Linked DNA regions of Homo sapiens: regions 1, 3 and 4 are each linked to region 2. A link is a contact called in ENCODE Hi-C or POLR2A ChIA-PET data. All regions are on one chromosome and are shown on one strand. The core of a region is the stretch at or near the end of the contact, and the rest is flanking DNA. Distances in the headings are between cores, read along the strand shown.

Region 1 (2,700 bases), core at 68-2,567, 5.1 Mb after region 2:
GCCCCAGGCTTCCTGACTCGCATTCCAGCCGGGTGGGGGAAGAGGAGAGTTTCACTTCCTTCCCTCCAGGGGCCAGGAAGGCGTGACGCCAGGAAAGCACCCCGCAGCGGGTAGGGGCGACCTGAGGGCTCCCAGGGACGCCATCTCCCAGAGACGCTGCAGAACGACCCTGCATACACAGGAGACGACCCGCTGAGGCCCCCTTCATCCCATCTCTCCTCTTCCCAATTATTTCCCCCATACAAGGCCCCCTCCCAGGTTATTCCTGACCCCTGCCCCACACTGATCTTCTCAGGCCTTGGGACACCCTCCCGTCCCGCCCTTCCCCCGCACGCTGGGAACTCAAAAGTTATTCCCCCCTAAAATACCCTTCCCAAACTCGTCCCCATTCAACGATGGTGCCAGACTGCGACGACCTGCCGAAGACGCAGGCCGTCCCCACCCCGCTAACCTTACCACGGAGACCCCACAATGATTTCCCCAGCCCAGGCGCTATCTCTGAGACCCCACGCAGCAACTCTGACGCGCAAGGGGGCGACCCTCCGAGGACTCCCTCAGATAACCCGCCCACCCTCCAGGGGAGACCAGGCCCCCTATCACTCAAAAAAAGTGCTTTCCCGAAGCTCCCCAACACACAGCGCCACTGTCACACATAGGGACGACCCTGAGTCCCTCCGCTGATATTCCTGGCCCCTACCCAGACGGAGACCCCACACACAGAGGGCCCCCCTGGAGACCATCCTCAAAGCCACCACCCGCTACCCCCAGGCTCGCACCCAGAAAGACTCCGCGCTTCTGAAGAAACCCACCTCCACGCACTTTCTCAAAGGTGACCTCCCCCCGCTGCTGGCATATCTGGGACCCCCTCACGACCACCTCGCCCCAAGGCGACCTCGAAGTGCCCCCAACTCCGCCACTTCTCAGGAAAGAGATTGGGAGAATGCGGCAGAACTCCCCGGAGGAGCAGGCCCGCTCCTCACCGCGCCCCCGCAGGGAGAAGGGAGGACCACCTCTCCCCCAGACCCTAGCCAAACCTGACACTCGGGACCCTGGGATGGGACGATCTCCCAGGTGCCAGCTCAGGGAGTCCATGAAAAGCTTCAACGAATCGAATGAGCCCCTTCCCCAGCCATAATACCCAGCCGCCAGAGATGAGGGAGGCTATCATTATTTACATTGCCCGTGCCTGGAAGGGAAACTGAAGTTGCGCAGGAACAATCCGAGGAACTGGGCCTTGAACCGAAATTCCGAACTCGGACCCGAATAGGCCCAGACAGAACTCCGACACCGCCCCCTACGGTGCGGCACGAGAGGGCTAAGGGGCGGGGGCATGTGCACCGGAAGCTGCCTCTGCCCACAACCAAGATGGCTGAGGAGAGGGCGGAAGTGTCCGCACGTCGGGCCTCCGAGGCTTCTCTTTCTCCCCTGGCGGTCCGGCTCTCGATGGTGGCGTGACGGGGGCGGGGGTGGCGGCGCGTTCTCCTCGGTTGGGAGGGAACCAGCCCGCGAACCCAGGCCGGGAGGGGGGTTCGGCCTGGGGGGGAAGGGACTGACATGTCTCTCGAAGACCCCTTTTTTGTAGTCCGAGGGTGAGTGACAACGACGGGGGAGGGCGGAGGGTGCTCTGTACCCAAGCCAGCCAGTGCCCGGGTGCCGGCCCCAGCGTGCCCGGCGGGCTGGGCAAGGCCGTCGGGGTGCAGAGTGGGAGGCGCACGCAGGGGTATATAGGGGTCTCCGGAGTCCCCCATGCGTTTGGGTTTGCAGTCGGGGGCAGAGGCAGGCGGGAGGACCGCCTGCCCCCAGCCGCGCCCGCCGTGCCCCTGCCCGCAGCGAGGTGCAGAAGGCGGTGAACACGGCCCGCGGGCTGTACCAGCGCTGGTGCGAGCTCCTGCAGGAAAGCGCGGCGGTCGGACGCGAGGAGCTGGACTGGACGACCAATGAGCTGCGGAATGGCCTGCGCAGCATCGAGTGGGACCTCGAGGACCTGGAAGAGACCATCGATATCCTGGGGCTTTGTGGCAGAGGGTGGCATGGGAGAGCCCATTGCGGTGGCAGCCCACCTTCGGGTAGGGCTGGACCCCTAGGGACGGGGATGATATCTGGCTCCGGCCTTGACCCTTGACTCTCAGCCCACGTATAGTGGAAGCCAACCCAGGCAAGTTCAAGCTCCCAGCCGGGGACCTGCAGGAGAGAAAGGTGTTCGTGGAGCGGATGCGAGAGGCAGTCCAGGTCAGGAAAGGTCCTGCAGGCGGGGAGTGGGGGAAGGTTTGAGTGTGTTTTTTTTTCTTTCTTTCTTTCTTTTTTTTTTTTTTTTTTGAGACAGAGCCTCGCTCTGTCGCCCAGGCTGGAGTACAGTGTTGCAATCTCGGCTCACTGCAACCTCCGCCTCCCAGGCTCAAGCGATTCTTGTGTCTCAGTCTCCTGAGTAGCTGGGACTACAGGTGCCTGCCACGATACCCGGCTAAGTTTTGTGTTTTTAGTAGAGACGGGGTTTCACCATGTTGATCAGGCTGGTCTCGAACTCCTGACCTCAGGTGATCCACCCGGCTTGGTCTCTCAAAGTGCTAGGATTACAGGCGTGAGCCACCGCGCCCAGCCTGAGTGTCTTTCCTCCCTAATGCTGTCCTTACCTCCAGGAAATGAAGGACCATATGGTCAGCCCAACAGCCGTAGCATTTTTGGAGAGGAATAACAGAGAGG
Region 2 (2,700 bases), core at 130-2,629:
AGTCTGAGGGTGGGGCACTTCCTGAAGACACATCTTTGCACTGGGGGAAGGGAGTACCAAGCAGAGAGCATAGCACGTGCAAAGGCCCAGAGGTACGATTAGTCCTGCAACTGGGAGGCCAAGGATCAGAGAGAGTGAGGGGAAGGAGGTCAGGGAAAGGAGGGTGTGGGCTCCATTCAGACAGAGGTGGGGAGCTGGAGGGGTGCATGCAGAGGCTGTAGGTCAGATCCAGATGTCCTAAGGATCCCTTGTGAGTATTGGTGGGGTGGGTCCATCTCTCCTCCCTCACACCCCCTTCCCAGCCAGTCTTAATAGTGGCTCATTAAGCCCTAACAGCCATGATAGTGGTAACAAGCATGTAATAATTATACCCGGCATTCCTGCCTCATCAGCCCAGCCCCTGGAGTTGGGCACCCTCGCCCAGGACATCACAGCCCTGGCAGACCTGGGGTTAAAACGTGGGCGGCGGAAGGAAGGGGCTGCGCAGGGGCCTGGACTCCCAGGTTCTAGGGTTCTAAGGGTGGACAAGAGCTCAGGCCTAGTCACAGCCCGGGCCCTGCTGTGACTCCTAGCTAACTCTCGGGGGATGGTCACTCCACCTCTCTGAGCCCAGTTTCCCATCTGTAAAGGCAGGAAGTAGGACTCCTGGTTCTAGAACGCACTCAGTGAAAATGATCAGGATCCAAGCGCTTTCAGCAACTTCTGGCGACCCTCCTCTCCCCTCCCGTCTCTTCCTGAGCAATCACACGCGGGGTGGAGGGAGGGAGGGAAGGAAGGAGGGAGGGTGAGGAACGCAGACCTCCCCACACCCCCGGCGAGCCCCCGGACACAGCCCCACCAGGCCTCCAGCCCCGTATCCGCACAAAGCCTCTCCAGAAGGCGCGCTAGGGGAGGCCCTGGCGGCACAGCAGAGCAGGAGGCGCCAAGGAGTTATTTAGCCATGCGGGACCCCATCCCCCTCCAGTCCCCGGAGGCCGGCACCGCCCCCGCCCCCGCCCCCGCCCGGCCGGGGCCCCACGCGCGGACACGGGGCGGGGCCTCGGGGCGGGCGGGCGCCTGGTGGCCCGGGCCCATCACGCCACCCGGGACGTGCCTTGGCGGAGGCGGCGCCGGGGAGATCGGTCGTACACAGCGGTCCCGGGGCGGGGTGACCCGGCCCGGGCGCGCGGCCGCCCCCATGACGTCAACCCACAAGGCAGCGCGCTGTTGTGGCGTTTACCGCGCGTCGCCGGGGCAACGGCGGCCGGGCGGGCGTCGGCGGCTTGGCCCCGCCCCTCCATGCAAATGAGCGACGTCACCCGCACCCAATGGCGAACGGGGGCGGTGAGCTCATCGCGCCGAGCCGAGGCTATAAGAGGGCGCACAAGTGGCGCGGCGCAGGAGCCGCCGCCAGTGGAGGGCCGGGCGCTGCGGCCGCGGCCGGGGCGGGCGCAGGGCCGAGCGGACGGGGGGGCGCGGGCCCCCCGGGAGGCCGCGGCCACTCCCCCCCGGGCCGGCGCGGCGGGGGAGGCGGAGGATGGAAACACCCTTCTACGGCGATGAGGCGCTGAGCGGCCTGGGCGGCGGCGCCAGTGGCAGCGGCGGCAGCTTCGCGTCCCCGGGCCGCTTGTTCCCCGGGGCGCCCCCGACGGCCGCGGCCGGCAGCATGATGAAGAAGGACGCGCTGACGCTGAGCCTGAGTGAGCAGGTGGCGGCAGCGCTCAAGCCTGCGGCCGCGCCGCCTCCTACCCCCCTGCGCGCCGACGGCGCCCCCAGCGCGGCACCCCCCGACGGCCTGCTCGCCTCTCCCGACCTGGGGCTGCTGAAGCTGGCCTCCCCCGAGCTCGAGCGCCTCATCATCCAGTCCAACGGGCTGGTCACCACCACGCCGACGAGCTCACAGTTCCTCTACCCCAAGGTGGCGGCCAGCGAGGAGCAGGAGTTCGCCGAGGGCTTCGTCAAGGCCCTGGAGGATTTACACAAGCAGAACCAGCTCGGCGCGGGCGCGGCCGCTGCCGCCGCCGCCGCCGCCGCCGGGGGGCCCTCGGGCACGGCCACGGGCTCCGCGCCCCCCGGCGAGCTGGCCCCGGCGGCGGCCGCGCCCGAAGCGCCTGTCTACGCGAACCTGAGCAGCTACGCGGGCGGCGCCGGGGGCGCGGGGGGCGCCGCGACGGTCGCCTTCGCTGCCGAACCTGTGCCCTTCCCGCCGCCGCCACCCCCAGGCGCGTTGGGGCCGCCGCGCCTGGCTGCGCTCAAGGACGAGCCACAGACGGTGCCCGACGTGCCGAGCTTCGGCGAGAGCCCGCCGTTGTCGCCCATCGACATGGACACGCAGGAGCGCATCAAGGCGGAGCGCAAGCGGCTGCGCAACCGCATCGCCGCCTCCAAGTGCCGCAAGCGCAAGCTGGAGCGCATCTCGCGCCTGGAAGAGAAAGTGAAGACCCTCAAGAGTCAGAACACGGAGCTGGCGTCCACGGCGAGCCTGCTGCGCGAGCAGGTGGCGCAGCTCAAGCAGAAAGTCCTCAGCCACGTCAACAGCGGCTGCCAGCTGCTGCCCCAGCACCAGGTGCCCGCGTACTGAGTCCGCGCGCGGGGCGCATGCGCGGCCACCCTCCCCAAGGGGCGGGCTCGCGGGGGGGTGTCGTGGGCGCCCCGGACTTGGAGAGGGTGCGGCCCTGGGGACCCCCCCTCCCCGAGTGTGCCCAGGAACTCAGAGAGGGC
Region 3 (2,700 bases), core at 57-2,556, 5.3 Mb after region 2:
GTCCTGAATGGGCTGTGGGTGGAGCCTTAAGTTTAAAGGAGAAAAAAAAAAAATCAGTGCTCTAGAACTCAAAATCCTCATTAGTAAGATTGGGAAATAACTATATACAAACACGCAAATTAAATTAACAGCCTAGATCTGCGATCATAATGCAATAAATTGTTGCTGGGACTTATTCTTTTAGCTCCCCTTCCAAAAAAAATCATTATTAAGAAAGTCAATGGGGTCTGGGTCTCCCTCTAACTAATGGGACAGAGATCAGCACCAGGAAGCAGGCCCTCACCAAACATGATGTTGTATTCTGAGTCTCCGTGCATGTCTGTCTGGTCCAAACTATTAGGAAACAGCTTCACATAGCCGCCCCCACAGTCGATGTTCTGCTCATGTTTCACCGTGAACTGCACCACCAGCGTCTGGCCTTTGTTGCTGAAAGGCTCGAAACTGGCCGACAGAGCATAAAAGCGTGCATCCTGGCTTGTCTGCAAACCTGAGACGGGACGGTAGTGAGGTCACCGTTGGGCCTTGACTCGCGAGGACCCTCGACTTAGAGAATAGAGAAGACTCCCCCACTTCCTCCACCTGTCCTCCTCCAAGGGGACTGTCCCGGCTGTGTGTGTACAGACAAGGACTTCTGCCAGGAAGTCCTCCCGGATCTGAGCACCCACTCCTAGGCTCTTACCTTTATCTTTCTCCTCGTCACCGTAGAACTTGCCGGAACTGAGAACGAATTTGCCAAAATCTGACTTGTGTTTGGATTCGATCCAGCGGGAAGTCCACCCGTCTAAGTGGGGGATTAGAGGGGTAGGTCAGAGCGGCTGTGCTAATCCCCCCCCACACCAAACATCTGCCGAGAGCCACAAGCTGCTGGGGACAGGAAAGGAGATCCCCGACACTCCCCATTCCAACCTCTAGTTTGACACGTCGGGTGCCTTCAGAGATCCTCGGGCTAACCCTAACTCCCGCCGCGGGAGGCCGCTACGCCCTCCGCGCTCCCCAGGGACGCAGAAGAGAAATCGCCCGCGGCTCTAGTCCCGGGAGGCCACCGTGTTGGACCTCTAAACGGTAATTACGGGCGACAACGCAGATCCAGGATCGGGGGCCGGCCGCGTCGTCGGGGCGGCCTCGAGGCGGGACCAGGCGTTACCTCCGTCCAGAAACTGCTCCTTGAAGTAGACGGCAGGCTCGGCGACGGCCAGGCCGAGGAGGCCGAGCAGCAGCGGCACGGATAGCAGCATGGCGGGCCGAGGGGGCGGCAACGCGCGGGCCCTTTAAAACGACCCTCCGGCAGCGGCTCTGCAGTACGGACGGACGCCGCCGCCCGCCTTGCACTTTTATACCCACCCGCCTCTCAAACCAACCTGACCCAGCCCTTGGGCCCGCCCCTGCCACTTTGTCATTGGTCTATGCCCATGGCCGTCTTTTTCCATTGGACCTTCGTCGGTTCACTATGTTAGGCTGCGCCTCGGAACGCTGGGTTCCCAGATGGCCGATTTCTATTGGCCTCACCACCGACCAATGATGGTCGACCACGCGTGGGGGGGACGCCCACTGGTGGGGTGGGGGCCGCGAGCACCTCAGGCCAGGTCATGTGACCAGACCTGAACCCAACCCCGCCCTCGTCCGCGCGCGTCGTTGCCCATCTGGGCGTTTAAAGAAACCGCGGGAGCGCAGCTGTCTCCACGCGGGACCGGGACCCTGCCCTCAGCTTCTCTCCCTCCCATTCCCTCTAGGTGGAGGGGCTGGGCAAGGCTTTCTTAGCCAGCTCTTATCTTGCATTTGAGAACCAGCACCCCACTGCTGCTCCCCCACCCCTGCCTGGGATGGGAGAGAGCTCACGGATTGGGGCCCTTGGGGCTTCGCTGCACCCCGGTGCTACAGTCACGCGGGCCGGTGGGAAGAATGCCAGCCCTCTCCTCCTTCTGCCCCTAGAGCCCTGGCAGCCTATCGGACTGCTGCTGTGTGACCGGGGCAAGTCACTTAAGCTCTCTGAAGTGACAGACGTTCCTGAGCAGACAGAGGGGGCGACCCTGGCCAGATGCTACCCAGCAGAAATGCTTTTAACGTTTTTAAAGCTGTCCTGGGACAAGAGGGGAGGAAGGCTTAACGATGTGACTGTGACTTCTGGAGTGGGGATAGGGTTATTACCCAGATTGCAGCCGCCCCTTTACCCTCCTCTCAACCGGTAAATGAAGGGGGTCGCTGTCTGTGGTCTCCCACAAACGGCCTGGCTTTTGCAATTAAACGGCTATAGGCAGGCGAGAGGGCAGGGGGTTCCGTTTGGGGAGGGAAAAAAGACACAGATGGTAGGGACGATAAGATGCTAGGGAGATGGGCAGGACCCACCCCCCGACCCCAGTCTAGAGTCTTCTTCAGAAGCCAGAGGCACGTGACTGGCACCAGTACCCTGCCCCCACGCTGTAGAAAGGAGGAAGGAGAGCTGGGGGTTTTCCAAACTCTGGGCAAATAAGCCCTGGACCTGGGAGCGCGGGAGTGGACTATGGAAGGAGGGAATGAGGGGGATCCAGGAAAGAGGGTGGGGAGGGGGTGCTTCCTGGCTAATGGTTGTGACTCAGAAAAGAGAGGAAGGAAAAAATGAAAAGGAAAATAAAGTGGAGTGGGGGGAATGACTTGGCAAGGGTCTCTGGTTAAAAAAAAAAAAAAGAAATGGTGGCCGGGCGCAGTGGCTCACGCCTGTAAACC
Region 4 (2,700 bases), core at 94-2,593, 5.5 Mb after region 2:
GGGCAGGGGACGTTCAGAAGGCGTGTCCCTTGACCCCAAGCAGCAGCTGACAGCCGTTGCTGACGTGGGTCATGACCTTCTGTTTGAGCTGGGCCACCTGCTCCCGGAGGAGGCCGGCGGTACTCGACAGCCCCGCGTTCTCGGCCTTGAGCGTCTTCACCTTGTCCTCCAGGCGCGCGATGCGCTCCAGCTTCCGCTTCCGGCACTTGGTGGCCGCCAGCCGGTTCCGCAGCCGCTTGCGCTCCACTTTGATGCGCTCTTGGTCTTCCATGTTGATGGGGGACACCGGCGGCGTGGCGTCCCGGCTGCGCGCCTCCGGCACGGTCTGCGGTTCCTCCTTGAAGGTGGAGGCGCCGCGGCCCAAGCCCAGCTGCGCCGGGTGGCCACCGGCGAAGGGCGGCGCGTGTGGGAGGTAGCTGATGGTGGTCGTCGGGTACGAGCTCCCGGTCCCGACGGCAGCCCCGGCGCCTCCCGAGGACGCAGAGGCTGGGGAGTAGCTGCTGAGGTTGGTGTAAACGGGAGGTGGCTCCGGGCCGGCGTAGACGCCCCCGGGCCCAGCCGGGGGCCCCCCGGTAGCGCCCAGGGACACGTTGGGGGGTGTCACGTGGTTCATCTTGTGCAGATCGTCCAGGGCTTTGACAAAGCCGTCGGCGAAGCCCTCCTGCTCCTCGGTGACGCCGCCCCCTGCGCCCCCTGCACCTCCACCGCTGCCACCCCCGCGGGGGTAAAAGTACTGTCCCGGGGGTGTAGGCGTCGTCGTGATCACGCCGTTGCTGTTGGGGACAATCAGGCGTTCCAGCTCCGAAGAGGCGAGCTTGAGAGACGCGCCGGTGTCCGAGCCCTGACCAGAAAAGTAGCTGCCGCCACCGCCGCCCTCTGGGCCGGGTCCGCGAGCCCCAGGCGCTTTGAGACTCCGGTAGGGGTCGGCCAGGTTGACCGCCAGGCTCGGTTTCAGGAGTTTGTAGTCGTGTAGAGAGAGGCCACCAGGGGCCCGGCCGTATCCCGTAGCTGTGTATGAGTCGTCGTGGTAGAAGGGCTGTTCCATTTTAGTGCACATCCGGGCGGCCCAGGCGGTCTGGGGAGGGTCCCTGCGGGGCCGCTCCGGGCCTCGCTGCAGCGAGCGGCGAGCTCTCCGCTGCGGTGACCGGACTGGGTGCCTGGTCGCGCGTTCTCGGGGGCTGGCGCGGGCGGGTAGCAGCCAGCCGGCAGCTGTGCGCAAAAGCCCTGTCAGGCTTCCCGAGCCCCCGTCGCCCTCTCTGGCGCGATAGCTTTCCTGGCGTCGTTTCCCCCAGCTCCCAGCTCCCTGCTGGCTCCGAGGCTGGCCTGGCCGCTCTCAAGGTCCCAGCCGCTCAGCCTGAGCCACACGCCTTTATACCGCGCTAGTCAGCCACGGAAGTGCGCTCCGATTGGCCGTCGCCGGAGCCGGGCCCCCGCGCCCCCCTCCTCGAGCGTGGGGAAGGGGAGGAGGCGGCTCGCGTCACTGTCAGGAAGCGCGTGTCCTTGTAAACAGCGGCCACGGGCCGGGTGGCTCGGCGGGGCTGCAGGGGGAGGGGCTCAAAGGACCTCGGGGTACGCATGGAAGGAGGTGCTGGGGGGCCCAGGCACATGAGTGAGGGGTTTCAGGGAGGAGGATGATTTCCCTGGAGTCCACTGGGACAAATACCAGGACCTGGTACGCAGCAAGTGGGGTGAGGGTCCCAGTATGTGCGAAGAAACCCCTGAGGTACCCAGAATACGAGAGGGGTAGGAGGACTGACAATCCATTGGGAGACCCCAAAAAGCAGAAATGAGGGTTAAGCACTGTAAATCGGGAGGGTTAAGGAGACACCTGACCCAGGAATTGACTGGGGGTCCCGGGCTCAGAAGGATGCGGGACTGGAATTTTCACAGGACGGAGGAGGGGAGAGATCAAAAGGGGTGAGTGGGTGGAGCTGCATGACCCATTAAATTGCAAGAAATGAGTAGGGGTCCAGGAGCTCATGGGAGCTGAGTCCAGAGTCTGAGGCTCTCCCGTAAGCGGGAAGGAGGCATTAGGGGAAGTCTAGATATGCAGAAAGCTAGTAAGCGGCCTGGGGTACACTGAGGCAGGTAAAATATGCCAGGTAGAAGATGGAGACATGTCTGCCAGAAATTGGGGACCACTGGGGTCATCTGCTAGCCCGGATGAAGGAGAGAGTTAGAAGGGGCCGGACACATCTTCGGAGCAGAGAAGACAATAAGAGGGTACTCAGTTGACATGTGAGGAGGGGGCCTTGAGGGTCCCGCGCACCAGGACTGCTGGATCTTCCACGACTGCTGCTCCCCCTCGATGGTAACCTCTTAGTCATCTGTATTCTCTGTCCCCCATCCTAAAACCCTCCCCTATTGACCCTGGGCTTTGCCCAACACCGTGTCGGCTCCTAGAGCCTGGACCCAGCCCGACGGCTGGGGCGCGGTCGCCCAACCCCACTCCCTTCCTTAGAAACAGGCTGGGGAAAGAGCGCAGAGGCAGGAAGTGTGGCAACAGCCCCGGGGGAAGGAGCCCGGCCCTGTCTCCGTCACTCGGATCCTACGGGACCGTGCGCCCCGCCCTGGGTCCCGCCGCATCCTGCGCCTCGGAAGAGGAACCTGGGCGTGCGAGCCCCCGCGGAGGCCCGGGTGCTTGGAGCCCGCCCAGCCGCGGCAGCCTCCAGCCACCATCCTCTCCCCTCAAGCAATGGT

What was found. A loop is a pair of places that touch in the nucleus more often than their neighbours do. ChIA-PET counts read pairs that join two places held with the same protein, here RNA polymerase II (POLR2A). Pooled maps may share reads with other maps.
Region 1: a pooled map shows a loop between it and region 2 (15-fold over the local background). The contact joins the promoter of IER2 here to the promoter of JUND in region 2. A Hi-C loop is called at or near these places in 2 of 37 single-sample maps with no recorded cell type and 9 of 50 pooled maps. POLR2A ChIA-PET finds 5 or more read pairs at or near these places in 1 of 52 experiments (activated B cell).
Region 3: a loop to region 2 is called in a pooled map, with 9 times the contacts of the local background. The contact joins the promoter of CALR here to the promoter of JUND in region 2. A Hi-C loop is called at or near these places in 1 of 168 maps with a recorded cell type or tissue (ovary) and 4 of 50 pooled maps. POLR2A ChIA-PET finds 5 or more read pairs at or near these places in 1 of 52 experiments (activated B cell).
Region 4: a loop to region 2 is called in a map of CD8-positive, alpha-beta T cell, with 9 times the contacts of the local background. The contact joins the promoter of JUNB here to the promoter of JUND in region 2. A Hi-C loop is called at or near these places in 3 of 168 maps with a recorded cell type or tissue (CD8-positive, alpha-beta T cell and naive thymus-derived CD4-positive, alpha-beta T cell) and 13 of 50 pooled maps. POLR2A ChIA-PET finds 5 or more read pairs at or near these places in 1 of 52 experiments (BJ).

Annotation. Positions count from the first base shown.
Region 1 is chr19:13,149,028-13,151,727 of GRCh38, reverse strand. It overlaps IER2 (immediate early response 2), which reads right to left and starts at 1,317. Exons shown (of 2, transcript NM_004907.3): 1 at 1,176-1,317. STX10 (syntaxin 10) reads left to right here and starts at 1,353. Exons shown (of 8, transcript NM_003765.3): 1 at 1,353-1,589; 2 at 1,831-2,000; 3 at 2,135-2,229; 4 at 2,637-2,699. The coding sequence starts at 1,555. RefSeq lists silencers at 1-42, 1,593-1,752, 1,793-1,842 and enhancers at 1,183-1,252, 1,273-1,472.
Region 2 is chr19:18,280,301-18,283,000 of GRCh38, reverse strand. It overlaps JUND (JunD proto-oncogene, AP-1 transcription factor subunit), which reads left to right and starts at 1,379. Exons shown (of 1, transcript NM_005354.6): 1 at 1,379-2,700. The coding sequence starts at 1,517. The coding sequence ends at 2,560. It overlaps MIR3188 (microRNA 3188), which reads right to left and starts at 924; the gene lies at 840-924. LOC124904652 (a long non-coding RNA gene) reads right to left here and starts at 909. Exons shown (of 2, transcript XR_007067154.1): 1 at 1-909. RefSeq lists silencers at 901-1,900, 2,481-2,700 and an enhancer at 1,394-2,245.
Region 3 is chr19:12,937,215-12,939,914 of GRCh38, reverse strand. CALR (calreticulin) reads right to left here and starts at 1,306. Exons shown (of 9, transcript NM_004343.4): 1 at 1,145-1,306; 2 at 680-781; 3 at 284-487. The coding sequence starts at 1,235. RefSeq lists enhancers at 1-22, 915-964, 259-1,008, 1,635-1,684, 1,755-1,864 and a cis regulatory region at 1,066-1,704.
Region 4 is chr19:12,790,129-12,792,828 of GRCh38, reverse strand. It overlaps JUNB (JunB proto-oncogene, AP-1 transcription factor subunit), which reads right to left and starts at 1,343. Exons shown (of 1, transcript NM_002229.3): 1 at 1-1,343. The coding sequence starts at 1,057. The coding sequence ends at 14. It also overlaps a transcript of HOOK2 not described here. RefSeq lists silencers at 545-654, 1,025-1,604, 2,465-2,700, cis regulatory regions at 1,084-1,638, 2,478-2,700 and enhancers at 1,369-1,980, 2,281-2,700.